Linked DNA regions of Homo sapiens: region 1 is linked to region 2. A link is a loop called in an ENCODE intact Hi-C map of the cell type or tissue named here. Cell type or tissue: PC-3. All regions are shown on one strand. Each heading gives the region's core, and the rest is flanking DNA. Links, peaks and the distances in the headings are about the cores only. Region 1 overlaps RIMKLA (ribosomal modification protein rimK like family member A). Region 2 has its middle 9.6 kb from the start of FOXJ3.

What was found. A loop is a pair of places that touch in the nucleus more often than their neighbours do. Peaks named below come from ENCODE experiments on the same cell type or tissue, not always from the same donor. Only the 100,000 strongest peaks of a DNase experiment are listed, where the experiment ranks them.
Region 1: it touches region 2 in a loop (2.9-fold over the local background); 4 of 110 quality-filtered maps call a loop at or near these places.

What each region holds. Positions count from the first base shown.
Region 1 is chr1:42,388,571-42,398,744 of GRCh38, reverse strand. All of the region lies in intron 1 of RIMKLA (ribosomal modification protein rimK like family member A), which reads right to left. Among named protein-coding and RNA genes, the nearest start is that of RIMKLA, 13 kb to the right of the region's middle. In PC-3, for the core only: no CTCF peak of the experiment used is centred there; a DNase peak (open chromatin) is centred at 5,184; H3K4me3 peaks cover 408 bases; H3K27ac peaks cover 1,603 bases.
Region 2 is chr1:42,339,716-42,349,889 of GRCh38, reverse strand. No RefSeq gene overlaps it. Among named protein-coding and RNA genes, the nearest start is that of FOXJ3, 9.6 kb to the right of the region's middle. In PC-3, for the core only: CTCF peaks have their summits at 5,243 and 5,442; no DNase peak of the experiment used is centred there; H3K4me3 peaks cover 502 bases; H3K27ac peaks cover 824 bases.

The DNA of each region.
Region 1 (10,174 bases), core at 1,276-9,275, 49 kb before region 2:
TTCACTCGCCTCAGCCTTCCTGTGTTGGGATTACAGGCGTGAGCCATTGCGCTGAGCTATGCAACCATTTAAATGATTTTATCAACATAATGCACAAATGTCAATGTTAAGTGAAAAAACAGGATATAAAATTATAAATAATGCATTATGATCTCCACTATATAAACAGATACAAATTGGGAACAGCTAGAAGGAAATATACCAACATTTTAACAGTGGGTAATGGAATTACAGGTAATGTCTTCTTTATATTTTATACTTGTCTGTATTTTCCAAAATTTCTCCAAGTACTTATTACCTTTACAACAAAAAACTTTCTGAAAAATCAGTCTACTAAAAATCAGTTCAATTCAATATCAAAGAAAACTAGAATGCATCCAAAGACAACCAATCCACTTTGCAAGATGACGTGATGCTGTATTCCACTGGGTTAAGTAGGAATATTAGCTTGAAGTGAAGACTCAGAGGAACAGGAGCACAGTCTTCAAGTTTCTGAAGGGCTTCAGTGCAGAAGAATTATTTGGCTTGTCTTCTAAAACTCCAGGAGACAGAGATATCCATAAGAGCATTATTTTGTCTGTCTGTTCACTGATGTATCCTCAGCACCTAGAATAGTGCCTGCTGCACGGTAGGCACTCAGTGTTTGTTGAATTGAATAGATGCTATAGGGAGATGGATTTGGGCTCAACAAAATGGATACTTTTCCACTCCCTTAGGATGTAAGGGCCAAGGCTCATTACTCAAGGATGGTATAAGAGAGCATGCAAGGGTAAGAGGGGTTCACAGCAACTTGCTTGGTCCCTCCCAGTCCTGACATCCTATGGCTGGTATTACTCTATGTCATTACCTAGGTCTCCATGGTGCACCCAGAATCTGGTGATGGAATGATGCAGACAGGATATGGCATGAGTAGGGCAATGAGAAGCTAGTTCAAGGAATTATACTTGGTCTGCTCTAATTAACCTTGAAGGAATCTCTAAAATGCTCTAAAGAATATATTGTATTATTTTATTTTTTTTTTAGACACAGGATCTTGCTATCGCTCAGGATGGAGTACAGTGGTGTGATCACAGATCACCACAACCTCTAACTCCTAGGCTCAAGCGATCCTCCCACCTCAGCTTTCCAAGTAGTTGGGACTACAAGTGTGCATCACCATGCCTGGCCAATTTTAAAAAAAATTTTGGGGAGATGTAGTCTTGCTATGTTGCCTAGGCTGGTCTCAAACTCCCAGTCTCAAGTGATCCTCCTGCCTTGGCCTCCCAAAGTGCTGCGATTACAGGCATAAGCCACTGTGCCCAGGCAAAAAAACCTTTAAAACACAGTCTACAGAGATATTTTATAGGCTTTAACCCAAAGCACCTTCTATTTTGTAAGTGATATTATACTGCATAACCACATAATTCTAGGGGGAAAAGGGTGCTAATGAAGTTACAATTTCTCCACCAGGTGATGAATAATATCAATATAAAAGCTCTAGGCACAAAGATGAAAAACAAAACACCCACAAAACTACTACATGGCCCTGAATTGCACACTTTCCCCCATTCTAGGAGATATTTCACTGATTAAAAAGGGGAGGGGTAGGAACAATCATTACAATAAACTGTTTTTTGTACTTCCGCTGATCATGTGAGTCCAAGGAACTGGAACCTAATTCTCAGGGTTATAAACAGCATCCAAGTTATCTTCACTTTGCCATCAGAAAACAGTATCACTTACAGATGCTTTTACTGTTCTTTGAAAAATTCCTTTGACACTTACAGCCCTTGGGGGAAATAATGCGAAAGGTAAAAGTAACCCATGTGTAGTAGCCTCAAAAGTGGTTGGAGAAAAAAGAAAAATATTCAAGTTGCTTAAGATAGTAAATACAGAACACCCAGGACAACATTACACAGTGAGATAATATATGTGAAAATGCTTTGAAAACTATAAAATGCTATACATATGTAAGGCACTGGCATTATTACTACACAGAAGACATTCTACTAAGCAAAGTAGGACAACTTATGGAGATTTTTACCACCTCACAAGAAAAACAGCTTTACAACAGAAACATGACCTAGAGAAACGAGAAGCAGCAAAAACGTCTGGCTTTCAAATCCCAACATGAGACCACAGACAAACAGTTAAACTTCTAAATGGGAAGAAAAGAATTCAATCATTTCTGGAAATACCAACCACAAGTGGACAGAGACAACTCAGCCTCAACGAGCAGATTCACATAGACCTAGGAAGTCTTACCAGGACTTCATCTCTCTTCTCCAAAGGTAAATCTTTGGGCCTGGCTCATTCCAACTGAAGCCTTTAATAAATGAAGAATGGAATGGGTTAAAGTATAGCCCAAAAGGCTCTACTAAGCAGTTAGACAGGTCTTGTGCATGCTGGCTATCCAGGCCTGTGCAGAGAGGGACATGACAGGTTTAGGGATGCAGTTGCAAAACTAATCACAATCTTTGCCCATTGACACAGCTCTGACATTCTTTTTTTTTTTTTTTTTTTTTTTTTGAGATGGAGTTTCACTCTTGTTGCCCAGGCTGGAGTGCAATGGCGTGTTCTCAGCTCACTGTAACCTCCACCTCTCAGGTTCAAGTGATTCTCCTGCCTCAGCCTCCCAAGTAGCTGGGATTACAGGTGCCTGCCACCATGCCCGGCTAATTTTTTTTGCATTTTTAGTAGAGAGGGTTTCATCATGTTGGCCAGGCTGGTCTCTTGACCTCAGGTGATCCGCCCGCCTCAGCCTCCCAAAGTGCTGGGATTACAGGCGTGAGCCACCGCCCCCAGCGCTAGCTCTGACATTCTTGCCATGGGCAACTTCACATGCCTCCTGCTCTTTCCCATTGCCACTGCCATCATATTTCTAATAGTAGTAGACAAGAAGCAGCTGCTCATGTGGCTTCAGTGGGAGCAACAGTTATACACAGCCATGGCCAAGGACAATTTGGGTTTAAGGCTGGCCCTCGGCAAAAGGTCTGTAAATTTTGAGACCTTTAACCACTTAAGTAATCTCCTCTCAGGAAAGGACCTAATAAACTTAATACAGGATGGAGCTTAATGTATCACCTCTCCCAGGATCGTTAACATTTCCACTGCAATCTACGGACCTCAAGTCAAGGGAACGAAGAGCTGATGCAGGATATCAGGAAGGACAGGGCTCTGCTTGGTTGCTAGTCAACAGAAGGAAAGCCCTCAACAATCAGAGGCTCATGCCCTCCAAGAAGAGATTTCATGTGATTAAGTACCCTAGTGCTCTTGGGTATCACCCTAACTTGGGGAGAGGGAGAGGCAGCTGAATTGTTTCTGGAATATTTTGGGGTCTCCCAGACTCATGGGGTGGGCTTGAGATTATGTTTAGCCTCAAACCACTTAAAAAAAAAAAAAAAACTAAAACAACCACTCTGTCCCCAAATAGGTCAATGAAATATTAGTGGAAAAAAGATCAAACCTCAAACAAGTTAGGACAGTGACCAACTGCCAACCCAGTTAAAACCAATTTTTTGAAACCAAAACAATATTTTCTCTATGTTCTAAAAAAGAATAATCTACTTTTATGGGTAATTGTGTTCTGATTTCCTTTTGAATTCTCTATTTATATTTGAAAATATTTTGATGTATTAAAAACAAGATAGAAAACCAGGATAACTTTTCCCAAAGAACAGAGTCTGTTTTTTCTAACCCATATACTGGGTTAAATTCTACATAACTAGGCGGGGCACAGTGGCTCTCGCCTGTAATCCCAGCACCTTGGGAGGCCAAGGCGGGTGGATCACCTGAGGTCAGGAGTTTAAGACCAGTCTGGCCAACATGATGAAACCCCGTCTCTACTAAAAATACAAAAATTAGCTGGGCGTGGTGGTGTGCACGCCTGTAATCCCAGCTACTTGGGAGGCTGAGGCAGAAGAATCACTTGAACCCAGGAGGCAGAGGCTGCAGTGAGCTGAGATCGCGTCATTGCACTCCAGCCTGGGCAACAAGAGCGAAACTCCGTCTCAAAAAAAAAAAAAATCTTCATAACTGGACTTACGCATTTGTATGTGCAATAGCGAAGAAATACACTTTATGATAAAGAGAAATAGCTTCAGAAATAAATCTTTATTGGAAAGCAGAGTTCTAAAACTTAACCATTCTCAATCATCATAACAACAGAGGGAAGCAGAGGCATGGATAATAAAAGGTCTTGTAGTTCAGATTTGAATTCGGACAAGATTTTTATTGAGCCTCTATTGCGTTTTAGGTTATTTGCTAAGAACTTTCACACATTATCTCGTTTAAAGTAAAGGTGTCTTATAATACAGATCCTTGGAATTGATTTGACTATAAATGTCTTTGCATTTACACAAAGCCGATACATAATGAGTCATCACCCTCCAACCTGTGCATGCATGTCACTCACATATGTGTGCACACATGTGCATCCTTGGATTCACTAAAGAAAGCTTCAACACCAAACGGATGTCTGGTATGCCAGAAAAAACCTTCATGTACAAAACAAGCAGAAAAATTAAGAAAACAGCAGGATACTAAAGCATGACAGCAAACAAGGACCTCACTTATGGTAGCTTTTAGAACCATTATATTTGAGCAGGATCATGTAACAGTGGCTGGCAGTGAAACTCTGAAAGTTACCAGAAAGGAATCAACTATATAAATAACGTGAATAGGCCAGGCATACTGGCTCACGCCTGTAATCCCAGCACTTCGGAAGGCCGAGGCAGGCAGATCACCTGAGGTCAGGAGATCGAGACCAGGCTGGCCAACATGATGAAACCCTGTCTCTGCCTAAAATACAAAAATTAGTTGGGCGTGGTGGCAGGCGCCTGTAATCCCAGCTACTCAGGAGGCTGAGGCAGGAGAATTGCTTGAACCCGGGAGGCAGAGGTTGCAGTGAGCCGAGATCCCGCCATTGCACTCCAGCCCTGGGGGACAAGAGTGAGACTTTGTCTCAAAAATAAATAAAAAAATAAAAGTGGATAATCCACTTAGCACTTCAGATTATCTTGTGTTGTGAGGAAGATGTGTCATCCAAACATGACTTGGCACACCTCCATCAGTTTCCACCTTTCCCCTTATTTCTTCCTACTCCACCCACAGCATTTTCTCGTAAAACAGTTATTTTTATTTTTAACAAGTAGATGCCACACCCCTCTCCTTCCCTTTTAAAGTTCTTTGTGACAATGCCCAAAGAAAGCTCACCTCCACCTCACTAAAACCCACAGACATTTATGTGGCCATTTTCTCTTTCCACCAACTGTGATTTTGAGGTGATTTAATTCAATTCAACACTTATTGAACTGGTTGGTATGACTCAGACACACTACTAAGCAGGAATACAAAGTTGAACTAGATGGTCTCTGCCTACCAGGAGATTATAGTCTCCTCACAGAGAAAGATACACAACTTAAATATGCATTTTTTTCACTCCTGAAACACATTGATTGTTTCACATATTCATTCAGGGAATATTTATTTAGCACCTACTTTGGGCCAAGCCTAGTGTTAGTTTGGTTTCTGTAGAAGCTCACTCAGACAGGATTTAAGTGCAAGTAGTCTCTCTGGATAGTAATTTCAGGAAATGTTGGGAGGGGCATAGAGAAGGGAATGAGGCAAACAAAACATACTTTATCAAGGGAGTTACCACCTCTCAGCAACCAGAGCTGAATCCTGCTGAGGAACTCTAGGAAATGGCTTAGTACATGCACTTCAGTTATTCCACCTGAGAGGCCAGGGAGTTGACAATTTCAAGTTTTTGTTTTGAGACAGGGTCTTGCTCTGTCATCCAGGCTGGAGTGCAATGGCGCGATCTCGGCTCACTGCAACCCCTGCCTCCCGGGCTCAAGTGATTCTCCTGCCTCAGCTTCCTGAGTAGCTGGGACTACAGGCACGAGCCACCATGCCTGGCTAATTTTTGTATTTTTTGTAGAGACGGGTTTTCACCATATTGCCCAGGCTGGTGTCGAACTTCTGAGCTCAGGTGATCTGTCTGCCTCAGCCTCCCAAAGTGCTGGGATTTCATAAACTCATAATGTCTACCTCTCAGGGTATGAGCCACTATGCCCAGCCAATTTCAAGTGTTTATACATCAACTCAGTTTTTGGTTAAGGCTGCTCCAGGGGCATGGTGTTAATTTCCTGACCCTTCTGGCTTGCCATACATGTGTGGGCAACGTGGGATCCTGTACCAGACAAAGCCCTCTAACAGGTGCAGGTGCTGGTAGTCAGAAGCCGGGCCCTGGTGCAATCAAATGGTAAAAGCCAAAGGGACTGACAGGGAAGGAACAAGCACTGTCTTCTTAAGGGCTGGGCATGGGAGTTGACAGGTGTGAGTAAAACAAACAATATCCCTGGAATTTAAGAAGACAGACAACACACAGTTGTTATTAATGCTGTTAATGTTCTGTGTAGAGCACCTGGGTCTTGTTGAGCAGGGGGAGGGAGAGGAGACTGACTGTAACACAATGTGCTAAGTGCTCCAACAGACCTACATCAGGGTCCAGGGAGAGCAAAGGAGGAGGGAGCAGTTAGGATGATTATCTCTGCCTGGGGAGAGAGAAAAATCAAGGAAAGTTTCAGAAAGGAAATGTTGACACCTCATGCCTCTAAACTCTGAAGAAATGTGGAAAACTAATAAATTCATAATCTCTACCTCTCAAACAAATCAATAGTAAGACATTGCATCTTATAGGCACTGAGTTCAAGAATGTCTCAAGGCTAAAGTAACTCCTTGGAAAGGCCCTTCAAGAAGTTGAAACAACATGAGATGAAAGGGAATTTGGCAAAGTGGATACAGTATTGGCCTTCAAGTCAGAGACCTGATTTATTTAGCTGCTCTCATTTAGCTTGGCAAGACACAAAAATCGCTTTGGGTCTGTCTCCTCTTCTATAAAATGGAAGGGCCCCAGAACCTGGCAAACCTTCCTCCCTCATCTCCCTCGCCATCTCACAACATGATCTTTCTTCAGCTATGAAGACAAAGCTCAGCAAGTCCTTCTCCTCTGTTCATATCAGTCACCCAAGTCTCAGTCTCTGAGGCCACATCATTTCCCTGGACTGTATACCCCATATAGCTCTGACACTGCCTTTTCTCATTCCACCCTCCACCTCTTCCCATCTCCACTCTGCCCTCTGAAACTCAATGGACAGAAAATTCCCTTATCCTCAACCTTTTCCGTGTGCCTTCCCTTCACTTTCCTTCTTTTTCTGAGTCAAGCTGCATCCTGTCTCTCGCCAATGACACCGCTTCCCCAACAGCCCTCTAAGTTGTGGCTGTTTTCTCCCCTCTCGCCACAGATTACTGGGCCTAGATATCCTCCTCGCTCCTGATTGCAATTAGAAGACCATTCTGCCTTCTCTCCTCCCTAAAATATCCAGCCTGAATCTCATCAGGCCACACAACACATCACCCCTTCTTGTGCAAGTCGTCTACAGAGCCCAGGTCACTCCCTCTGTTCTTGAAGCTTTAGCTCCTTACTCTTACACTATCAGAAATATTGGTGATTTCCATGTCCCTATGAAGAATCCTTTCAATGCCAAGGACTCTCAATGTCTTGACCTCCTTTTCTCCAAGGATCTTCTCCACCATCCCACCTCAGCTACCACTCCTGGTTACATTCTAGACTTTGTGCAAGCATCCTTATTCTAATCTCCAACCACTCCTCCTATCTTTCCAGCTTGCTTCTTCTAGTACTATTCCTTGACCCAGCTATGCATTGACCCCACAAGAAGCTACCATCCACGGGTACCACCATCTTTTCACTGTCCCTCCGTTCATATCCTCAACTTCCCTTCTTATCCTATTCAAACTCCATAGTCAAGCACCATGATCACTTCCTGCATATACCCTCAAATCCTTGCACCCACTTATTGTTTATGTAAACCACAACTCTGGCCAGACCAATTCAACCCTTTATGTCCCTCCTTTGTAATGAAACGTACCTAGGGAAAATACACAAACCTGCTGACTTGTCTCATGGGCACCCTTAATGTCTGGCAATCATTATATGTCCCTAGTCCCTTCAATCAACCACAACACTATTTCACACTTTCTCTTCTTATCTTACACTTTTATTACTTTGTCCCATCTTCTCATTCTTCCTATTTCAATGTGAAAAACTGAAGCAATCAGAAAAGACCTTCTCTGTAAGTTCCCACTATCACATCTACCCACCCACCTGCACCTGTGACATATAGATTACCTTCTCTGCTCTTGTAACAGCTGAATTGTCCTTACTCCTAGCTTAGACCAACCCCTCCAAATACGCAGTAGATCCCAGCCCTTCTCAGCCACTTAAAGCACTGCTCCTGCCATTTGCCTGTCTCTCCTACATCACCAATTTCTCCCGCTGTATTAGATCATTCACAACAGCATACAAATGTACCATTATTTACCCCTTCTTTATGAAAAGCCTCTCAGCTGGGCACGGTGGCTCACGCCTGTAATCCCAGCACTTTGGGAGGCTGAGGCCGGCAAATCACTTGAGTTCTGAAGTTCGAGACCAGCCTGGCTAGCATGGTAAAACCCCATCTCTACTAGAAATACAGAAAATAGCTGAGTGTGGTGGCATGTGCCTGTAGTCCCAGCTACTCAGGAGGCTGAGGCAGGGGAATCGCTTGAACCCAGGAGGCAGAGGTTGCGGCGAGCTGAGATCGCACCACTGCATTCCAGCCTGGATGACTGGCGATACTCCGTCTCAAAAAAAAAAAAAAAAAAAAGGAAAAGAAAATCCTCTGAATCCTGTCTCAATCCTGATAGCCTTTGGGCTATCATCCTGTTTTTCACCTTCCCTTTACAACAAAACTCTTAGACTGTTTATATTCACTCTTTTCTACCACTTACCTGAAACTGCTCTTATTGGGGTTGCTAATGCTACACGCACATTGCTAAATCAATTATAATTCCTCATCCGACTTCATCTACCAGAACATTTTTTTTTTTGAGATGGCGTCTCGCTCTGTCACCCAGACTTGAGTGCAGTGGCACGATCTCTGCTCACTGTAACCTTTGCCTCCCAGGTTCTAGCGATTCTCCCACCTCAGCCTCCAGAGTAGCTGGGATTATGGGCGCGCACCACCACGCCCGGCTAAATTTTTTTATTTTTTAGTAGAGACGGGATTTCACCATGTTGGCCAGGCCGGTCTCGAACTCCTGACCTCAAGTGATTCGCCCACCTCGGCCTCCCAAAGTGCTGGAATTACAGGCAAGAGTCACTGTGTCTGGCCTAGCAGCAACATTTGACATGATCTGATCACATCTTCCTTCTTAAACAACTTTCTCTCTCCACTTGGCTTACAGGACACCCACTCTCCTGGGTTTCATTTTTCTTTTACTCAGGATTCTTTGCTAGTTTCTCCTACTCACTCTGCCCACTAAGCACTGGAGCTCAATCTCTGAACCCTTCTCTATCTATAGTCACTCCCTTGATAGGTGTGTAAAGGTGCTCCTACTTTGGTATCTCCAAGCCAAGCCTTTTTCCTGAATCCCAATCTTTCCATAAATGGCTACCTGACATATCCCCTTGGATGTTTAATGTGCAACTCATACTGAGTTCTGATATTCCTCACCTGCCCAAACTTATACCTGTCTTCCTTTCCATATCAGCAAATAACATATTTTATTCTTCCAGCTGCTCAGGCCAAAAACTTTGGAGTCCTCCTTGACTAGTCTTTCCTGAACACCCAATATCTGATCCAGTAGTCAAATCCTGACCACTTTGTCTTCAAAATATGCCCAAACCCAGTCACTTTTCACCTTCTCCCTTGAAATCATTCTAGCCCAACAATCTCGTCTCACCTGAATTGTAGCAATAACCTCCTAAGCAACCTCCCTACTTCTGCTCTTGGTGCCTCTAGTCTATTCTCAACATGGTAGCCAGAATGACTCCGTGACCCATTAGGCAGATCATATCATTTCTCTGGTCAAAAGCTTTCAGTGGAGGCCAGGCACAGTAGCTCACGCCTGTAATCCCAGCACTTTGGGAGGCCAAGGTGGGCGGATCACGAGGTCAGGAGTTCAAGACTAGCCTGGCCAAGATGGTGAAACCCCATCTCTACTAAAAATACAAAAATCAGCCAGTACGGTGGCATGTGCCTGTAATCCCAGCTACTTGGGAGGCTGCGGCAGAGAACTGCTTGAACCTGGGAGGCAGAAGTTGCAGTGAGCTGAGATCGTGCCACTGCAC
Region 2 (10,174 bases), core at 1,372-9,371:
ATATTTGACACCTAGAGCATGGGTGAGATGTTTTTAGGAAAAACATTTAGATCAATGCTGTCAAATGGAAATATAACACAAGCTGTGAATGCAAGCTACACATGCAATTTAAAATTTTCAGCAACCATATTAAAAATCTAAAAAAAGAAACAAGTGAAATTAAATTTTAATTATGTATTTTATTGTACTAAACATATCCAAATTGTTTTTTCAACATGTAATATAAAATTATTAGATATTTTACATTTTTACACAAAATCTTTACAATCTGATATGCATTTTACACTTACAGCACATCTCAGTTCAGCATGTCTATAAATAATTTCATGGGCTCAATAGCTATCATGTGGCTAGTGGCTATGGTACTGGGCAGTGCAGTTTAGAGAAAGAGCAGATACAAAGGGTGGAGCTTTGAGAGACACCTGCATTTAGGAGACGGGAGAAGGAAAAGGAGGCAATAAAGAAGTGGACAGGGCCGGACACAGTGGTTCATGCCTGTAATCCCAGCACTTTGGGAGGCAGAGGTGGGCGGATCACCTGAGGTCAGGAGTTCGAGACCAGCCTGACCAACATGGCGAAACCCCATCTCTACTAAAAATACAAAAGTAGCCGGGTGTGGTGGCATGCGCCTGTAATCCCACCTACTCAGGACGCTGAGGCAGGAGTATCACTTGAACCCAGAAGGTGGAGTTTGCAGTGAGCCGAGATGGTGCCACTGCACTGCAGCCTGGGTGACAGAGCAAGACATCTTAAAAAAAAAAAAAAGAAAGAAAAGAAAGAAAGAAAGAAAGAAAGAAAGAAAGAAAGAAAGAAAGAAAGAAACAGACATAGGAGGATAGTCAAGATAGTGCAATGTCTCAAAATTCAAAAGAATTTTATTAGGGAAATGTAGGGATGAAAATTTCAAAGGCTCTTCTTCAGTGCTCTGGCTCATTCAACTCTTATATTTGAGAGGTTTTCCCTCCTCTCTGAAGTGCAGCTCTATACTACAAAGTCACTTTCATTTGCTCTGGCTTTTTAACAGTCTCATATATCCATCTAAACATAAATTTAGGGGTGCCATCATAGGTGGCTGGGGATAGCAAGGTGACTAAGAGAAAGAAGAAAGGAGCATTGAGGTGGTTTGAGGTTGTTGGAGGATGTGATGATTTAGAACAGGTGCCTGGTGGGAGTAAGATGGAGATCATGTTACCATGACAACTGATTATTTCATTGGTCCAATGACCAGTTGCCATGGTGACAAAATCTTTGTGTCAGTGTGACATGGATCCCAAGGGAGAGAATGCTTGTGCAAAGGACCCCTTCACTCATTGGTAAAGCTTTTATATTTGCAATGATTTCTGCATTGCTTGATGAAGCCTCCTTCAGGAACTTCAATCAACATTGATGTCCCCTTCTCCTTATTGCTCATTTATAGCAGTCAAGCCACATGCAAAATGCACACATTTTCATTGTTCATCTTCTACATACTGCTTTCTTATCTGACATTCCTTAATTGTTTTAGTACTTTAATCTCTTTCTCCTAAACAGATATAATCCCACTGAAGGCAGGGATTATTCTTATAATTTAGTTGTATTTTCAAAGGACTGGGAGTTAGAGGGAAAAAGCAGACATGCCTTGGGCACCAGACATATCTGGGTTACATGCCACCTCTGCTTTTGCCATTTGCCTTAGATATTTCCTAATGGACTTAGGAAAGTCATTTTATCTTCCTGAATTTAGTTTTCTTCTATAAAATGGGGATATTAAAATTTGCACTGTGGGGTTGTTATGATGATTAGAAATATCCGAAATGAAGTAGTTGGCCTACAGCAAGAATTGAATAAATGGTGCCAGTTATTACAACATGGTTCCTAGCCCAGTCCTGGATGCCATGATCAGTACTTAGCAATACCTGATGAACAATAAGATAATGATGACAAATAATACCATGGTAACAGTAGGACTAGATTAATTTTAGGGTTTCTTAAAGATCAGTTGTCCTATGGTGGCCCAATTATATACCAGCTGCAATTCTTAACTTGCAACCCAAGTTATGCTAATTGTAACTTCTTGGGAGGAAAAATTTTTAAGTATTTAAGAAAAATGAGAGGAAAGAGAACCAGATACTTTGTGCCTTCTTGATGGAGAAACATGAGAAAAATCACATATGAATGATCCAGCCTCTGGATCCAAGTACTTATTTACACAAAACACAGAAAGGCCTGGCGTGGTGGCTCACATTTGTAATCCCAGCACTTTGGGAGGCCAAGGCAGGCGGAATCACTTGAGGTCAGGAGTTCGAAACCAGCCGGGCCAACGTGGTGAAACCGCCTCTCCACTAAAAATGTAAAAATTAGCTGGGCCTGGTGGCGGACGCCTATAATCCTAGCTACTCGGGAGGCTGAGGCAGGATAATTGCTTAAGCCCAGGAGGTGGAGGTTGCAGTGAGCGGAGATGGCATCCCTGCACTCCAGCCTGGGCAACAGAGCAAGACTCCATCTCAACAACAACAACAACAAAAAACAAACAAAAAATGGAGGGCAGAGATACATGTTAAACACCACAACAGGGAAACAATTAGCAAAATCCATACTGTAGAAATACTACAGGAAAAATGGTGTGGTTTCTTCAACAAATACATTGCAAGAAAAAATAATGGAAAAGGAACTTACAAAATAAAAAAAGATTTAAGAGACTTATTAATTTCCACGTGTGGATCTTACTTGAGCTTTGATTCAAACAAAATTTTAAAAAATTCATAAGGTGATTGAAAGTTTAAATACTGACAGGAACAAAGACATATCTTAATACTAGTGACTTCAAAAATTCTCATTAATTTTTAGATAAGTTAATGGTATGTTTTGTTAATAAAAGAGTTCTTATCTTTTGGAGATGTATTTTTAAAATATGTGTGTATTGATGTAGTATGAAGTCTGGAATTTGCTTCAAAGTAACACAGAAGGGGCAATGTGCGGATGAGGGTAGGGATATAGATTAAAAAGGTTAGTTATCTGAGGCAGGTGGATCACCTGAGGTCAGGAGTTTGAGACCAGCCTGGCCAACATGGCGAAACCCCATCTCTACTAAAAATACAAAAATTAGCTGGGTGTGGTGGCACGTCCCTGAAGTCCCAGCTACTCGGGAGGCTGAGGCAGGAGAATTGCTTGAACCTGGGAGGCAGTGGTTGCAGTGAGCCGAGATTGCACTGCTGCACTCCAGCCTGGGTGACAGAGCGAAACTCCATCTCAAAAAAAAAAAAAAAAAAAAAAAAAAAAAAAAAAAAATAAGGTTAGTTACTACTTGATAACTGTTGACTTTGGAAAATGGGTATATGAGGATTTATCATATTATTTGCATATCTGAAGTTTCTCTATATTTAAAACATTAAGTGCGTCTATCCAAGATTATATGAACAATAAAGACTTAGATATAAGGAAATACAGAATATTATTTAATACAATGTTGGACAAATGCATTGTGATGGTTTAATGAATAAATTAATGTGTATTTCCCCTAGCTAGACCTTCATAGCCAGGTTTCTACATTATATACATAAATGATATTTTTCTTTCTTTCTTTTTTTTCTGAGATGGAGTCTTGCTCTGTCGCCCAGGCTGGAGTGCAGTGGTAGCAATCTCAGCTCACTGCAACCTCCGCCTCCTGGGGTCAAGCGATTCTTCTGCCTCAGCCTCTCGAGTAGCTGGGACTACAGGCGAGTGCCATGATGTCTGGCTAATTATTTGTATTTTTAGTAGAGATGGGGTTTCAGCGTGTTAGCCAGGATGGTCTCAGTCTCCTGACCTCGCGATCCCCCTGGCTCAGCCTCCCAAAGTGCTGGGATTACACGCGTGAGCTACCGCGCCCGGCCATAAATGATATTTTTCTATTGCAAATTATAGTTAGTATCATTCATGATGTCTTAGGTTAGATTCCTTGAGAAAAAGACTCTGAGAGGGAGTTTTGTGGGCAAGAAGTTTTTTGTCGGGTAGGGTAAAGCGGGGGTGTGATTTTGTGTTCAACCCTAGTGGATAGGAATGGGCGGAGGAAGGATCTGAGCAGTGATACAGTTGCCATACCTATCTCATCTGATCTCACCTCACCCAACCCCTAGGGAGCTTGAGAGATGGAAGGCGCTTTTCAAATATGTCCCACGTTGAAGAATGGAGCCAGGCCTTTATCCTTGGAATCATTCTTCTGCCTACTTTGCCTCAACAAACTTGAACTCATTTTTCAAGGATGTGGTCAAGTGTTTCTGTATCTGCAAACTCTTCCTTAAAACACTCACTCTCGCCTGGGAGGCAGAGGTTGCAGGGAGCCGAGATGGTGCCACTGCACTCCAACTTGGGTGACAGAATGAAATCCCATCTCAAAACAACCAACCAACCAAAAAAACCAACAAAAAATGCTCACCCTCAGTCAGATCAAATTCCTTCTTCCACTATCCTTCCTATATGAACCATACAGGGGAATAGGAAGAGCTAACATTTATAGCACTTCTCATGTGCTAAGCACTGTGTTAAGCAGTCTACCTGTGCGTGGTTTCAATTAACTCACAGCATACCTACACAGGTAGGTACAGATGCTCCTTCATTTAGGATGGGACTACATCCTGATAAACTCATCAGAAGTTGAAGATATCCTAAGTGGAAAATGCATTTAATACACCTAATCTACCAAACATCATAGATCAGCCTTGCCTATCTTAAACATGTCCAGAACAATTACATTAGCCTACAGTTGGGCAAAATCATCGATCATAAAGCCTAAATAATAAATAATAAAATAAATGTATTATTTTATAATAACATGTTGAATCTCTCATGGAAGAGTATTGTGCCACATATTGCTAGCCTGGGAAAAGATCAAAATTCAAAATTCAAGTATAGTTTCTACTGAATGCATATTGTTTTCACACCACTGTGAAGTCAAAAAATTTTAAATCAAACCATCTTAAGTCGGGGACTGTCTGTATTATTATTATCCCCATTTACAGATGAGGAAACTGAAGCTCAGAGAGATTAAGCAATTTGCCTAACTAAAATCATTGAACTAGTGAGTGGCAGGGCTGGCCATTTAACCCCAGACGAGGGAGCCCACATTTTTTTTTTTTTGAGACAAAGTTTTGCTCTTGTTGCCCAGGCTGGAGTACAATGGCGTGATCTTGGCTTACTGCAGCCTCCGCCTCCCTGCAGCCTCCACCTCCCAGGTTCAAGCGATTCTCCTGCCTCAGCCTCCCGAGTAGCTGGGATTACAGGCACGCGGCACTACACCTGGCTAATTTTTGTATTTTTAGTAGAGACAGGGTTTTGCCATGTTGGCCAGGCTGGTCTTGAACTCCTGACCTCAAGTGATCCGCCTGCCTCAGCCTCCCAAAGTGCTGGGATTACAGACGTGAGCCACCATGCTGGCGGGGAGCCCTTACTCTTAATTGCTATTATGCTATACTGCCCCCTAGCTACTGCTTTTATCTTTGTACTCCCAGCCCTTAGCACAATACCTAACCTAGAATTAGCACTTAATAAATATTTACTGAATAAATAAATATTCATTTCACCAGCATTTCTAGCAAATTTCATTTTAGAAAAAGATCAACTCCAGATGAAATTTGTAGAAATAAGGGTGGTATATTTCATGGTAGCATGGAACAAGAAACCCCACTAGAAGAGTTAAGCTTGGCTATACTTAACACTGCAGAAAAAGAGATCTGATGGGGGGCAGTGGACATAGTATAGGCCATAAATTAACTGCTAAATAGTTAAAAAGGGAAATACTTTACTTAAGTACATTAAAAGAAACTTTGTCTTTGTGTGCGCATGTGTGTGTGTGTGTGCACATGCCTTTTTAGCATATTTTGCTTTAAGAATCATTGCAAAAAGAAACATTTCTTATTTATTCTACCATATTAAAGTGGGGGCAAGCCATGGATGAATCATGAACTTAGATGAGATATAATGAAAACAGCATAAGTCAGTAAGTATTCAAAATAGTTGCTAAAAGGTGGAAATGAGATCCTTTAGGAAAGGTGAAAGATATAGGAATTACAAATAAGTTTCCTTTACGTAGTAAAGCAACTCTTCTTCATTTTCACTGAAATAGAATATGAGATGACATATTTAAGCAGTCTGTGTGGTGTGTTAGCAAAAGGAGGGATTTCAAAGTCATGAATTGATGCTCAAGTCTTTATATTGCCATTCACTAGCAAAGTGACCTCAGTTTCCCTTGCCTATAAAATGAGGAGGATAATCTCCAACTCTTACATTACAGGGATTTATTAATATAAAATATTACTTCTTTTTCTGTTTCCTGATTCTGACGGAAGCCATCGTTCCCTCCTCTGAACTTCTACAGACATCAACATTTTGCCAGTCTTGTTTCATCTCTCTCACACTTTTTTTTTTGAGATAGGATCTCTGTTGCCCAGGCTGGAGTGCAGTGGCATGATCAGGCTCACTGCAGCCTCAGCCTCTGGGTTCAAGTGATCCTCCCACCTTGTAGCTGGGACTACAGGTGTGTGCTACCACGTCCAGTTAATTTTTGTATTTTTTGTAGAGATGGGGTTTTTCCACGTTGCCCAGGCTGGTTGAGAACTCCTGGACTCAAGCGATCCACCTGCTTCAGCCTTCCAAAGTGCTGGGACTACAGGCGTGAGCCACTGTGCCCGGCCCTCAAATTCTAATTATGCCAACACTGTCATACTCCAGAATTAGATGCCTGTTATGTTTGCAGTATTGTCACTTCTTAAGTGAATAGTAGAAACAACAGGTTGAATCTCTTCCTAGTTTTGAAGAACTGATCCACAGATCTGAGCAGTCCTAATTAGTTCTCAGGACTCTCTTCAATGCTTGCATCAAGGACATTCCACAGATGGTTTTTCAATTACTGCCCAGTAAGCTTTGGAAATGTCTGGAAAGTGTTAAGACTTAGGACTTTGCACCTATGTTTGTCTAATTTAAAAAAAAAATTTTTTTGTCGAGACAAGGTACTTTCTCTGTTGCTCAGGCTGGAATGCGGTGGCACGAACACAAATCACTGCAGCCTCAAACTCCCGGGCTCAAGTGATCCTCCCACCTCAGCATCCCAAGCAGCCGGGACTACAGAGTTTCACCACGTTGCCCAGGCTGGTCTTGAACTCCTGGGCTCAAGCGATTCACCCGCCTCTGCCTCCCAAAGGCTGGGATTACAGGTGTGAGCCACTGTGCCCAGCCTGTTTACCTAAATTTAACCTTCACCTACATGTTCTCTTAATCTGGTCCCATTAAAAACTTGGTCCCCAGTGCCCTTCAAGCTAGATTTCTCATTGCCAAGTCCTTTGGGATCTTCAGTGTCTTCCATGCTTTGTGATTCCTTCAGAGAGGACTGAGTGCCTTTACTGAATATTTATCATGCTCCAGGGCCTGCAGATCCTATTGTTCCAGATATTTTTCATTTATTTGGCATTTCAAATAAATTAGGTACACATAATATTTTATATAAAAATTAGCTACTAATAATCCCTTAACCCAAGTTAGCAATATGTCACAACACAGGAAGAGCCTTTGTGGGGAGTTAGGAGACTTCAGTTATAGTTCCAGATTATTCCATAGCATTAATTTGACAAAAATTTACTTATTTAGGGCCTAGAGGCTGCCACATACAGTGATGGGTTGCTAGGTATAGAAGCAAATGAGCATGGCCCTTATCTCAAAAACAGGGACTGTGCTGGGCATGGTAGTTCACACCTATAATTCCAACACTTTGGGAAGTTGAGGCAGGAGGATTGTTTGAGGCCAGGATTTCGAGACCAGCCTGGGCAACATAATGAGATCTTGCCTCTATTAAAAATAATAATAATAAAAGAAAAGAAAAACAGGAGCTATATCTTAACATTCTTTGTAAGTTCCCCACCTTCTGGGGCATGACATGGTCCATGGCATTTATAAAGGGTTGTCTGAGCCCACAGATCAAGACTGACTGAGTTTCAAATTCTGTATTTTTATTTTATTTTATTTTATTTTTATTTAGAGGCACTGTCTCACTATGTTGCTCAAGGTAGGGTCTCTCTCTCTCTTTTATTTTTTTTGAGACAGAGTCTTGCTCTGTCGCCCAGACTGGAGTGCGGTGGCACAATCTCGGCTCACCGCAATCTCTGCCTCCTGGGTTCAAGCAATTCTCCTGCCTCACCCTCCTGAGTAGCTGGGATTACAAGCATGCACCACCACGCTCAGCTAATTTTTGTATTTTTAGTAGAGACGGGGTTTCACCATGTTGGCCAAGCTGGTCTTGAACTCCTGACCTCAGGTGATTCACCCGCCTTGGTCTCCCAAAGTGCTGGGATTATAGGTATGAGCCACCACTCCCGGCGGGTCTCTAACTCTTAGCCTCAAGCAATCCTCATGCCTTGGCCTCCCAAAGCTCTGGGATTACAGGTGTGAGCCACCATGCGCTGCCTCAAATACCTCAAATACTGTATTTTAAAGCCTTTCACTATACTACACCAATCATCCCATTCTCTATATCTTCTCATAATCCCCAAGCAATCTTTCTACCTGAAGATGACACCAGAAATTTGTGTCACTAAAGAGCAAGATTCAGAAAGTGTCTGCATTAGTCATTATAGGCTCTGTTATGCTATGGTATCAACCCCAAAATCTCAGTGGCCTAATCAGCAAAGGTTGTTTTTCTCGCTTATGCTGTGTCCTTCCCAGGTCAGCTGTGGCTTTGCTGCACATTGTCTTCACTCTGGGACTGAGGCTGATGGATTAGCCTCTATCCAGAATGTTGCTTGTCATGAGGACAGCAGGAAAGGAAAACATGGTGCAGCACATTGACTGAGAGCTTCCAGCTAGAAGTGGCTCATACTGCCACTCACATTTCATTAGCTAATGCAAGTCACACAGCCAAGCCTGCTGTCAATAGGAAATTACAATCCAATTCTGGAAGGCACAGTAAGTGTTTGGGAACAATTATATAGTCTTCCACAGGGTCTCTTTACCCTTTATTTGTGACACTTGGATGTAAACACACCTTCTCACAGTGCCTCACCCAGGACCTTACGACTCGCATATTGGTGTAAACAATCCTGCTGGTTTAGAGTCTTTGAAGGCAGGAGAGAGGGCTTAGGATCAGACAATTTTGGCTTCAAATCCTGCCTCTGACACTTAAAGTACTGAGCCTGTTTCCTCTTCTTTCACACGATGACCATCTTGTAGTTTTACTGTAAGGATTAAAAAAACCAAACAGATGCAAAGGGCCTATTGTGTTGCTACTCACACAAAGAACAGTAAATGTTAACTATTCCCCCACCAAACTCCATCTAGCATTGGGGTTTCTTGATGGTTCTTATTTAGCTCATTAGGCATGAAGTAAGCCAATTATCTTTGCAACTTTAAATAATTGTTTCTTACTACTGAGTTTGTACCAGAGTTTCAGGTTCCTTTGGGCTGCAAACCTTGGCTACTTTTTCCTGCTAACCAGGTTCCTTTCTATCATCCCAAAAGATATTGCTAACTAACTGGCAGAGAGATTTTCCTTGATCCTACTCTGTTTGAACATCCTCTGACTCACCCTTCCTAGTGCCACCCAAGTTTCATCTGCACCATTGCTTACACATAATACAAGTACTTTATTTACTTACGCATTTGTTAATGTTTGCTCAGCTGTCTTGGTGCCTTTGTGTCTTTCACTGTGCTTTTAATTAGCTCGGCTGATTCTAAGAGTGGAGGTAAGCCAAGGTTTGAACCAGGTGGTTACAAGGAACATGGAGATGGGTTGCAGGTGGGGGATGGCAGATTGTTATGAATGCACTAGTGCAAAATCATTGACAGCCTAGGAAAAAAAAGTATTTTAGGCTAATGCCTTCTACTGGGAAAAAATAAACTAAGCTACTCCTTTCTACTAATAATGATTAAGTAGTAGAGTCTTTGGGAAGGATCACATTTTGCCTTTACTGATATAATCTGAAGTTAACACCAAGCTACCAGAGGACAGGAACTTGATGGTTTACATAGAGTGATGTGGTCTAGCTGCATGAGTTAGTTATTGCCATCAGCCACCAATATTTAATGACTACTTATAAGACTATCACTTCTGTGGCCTCTACTTTTCTTGTATCTACCCAACCTCTTTGACTTTGCACAAGCTGTTCTCTGCCCCCAATTGCCTTTCTCTACTCCCAGTCTTGCTTCTATCTCTGCGTGGCAAATTCCTACTCAT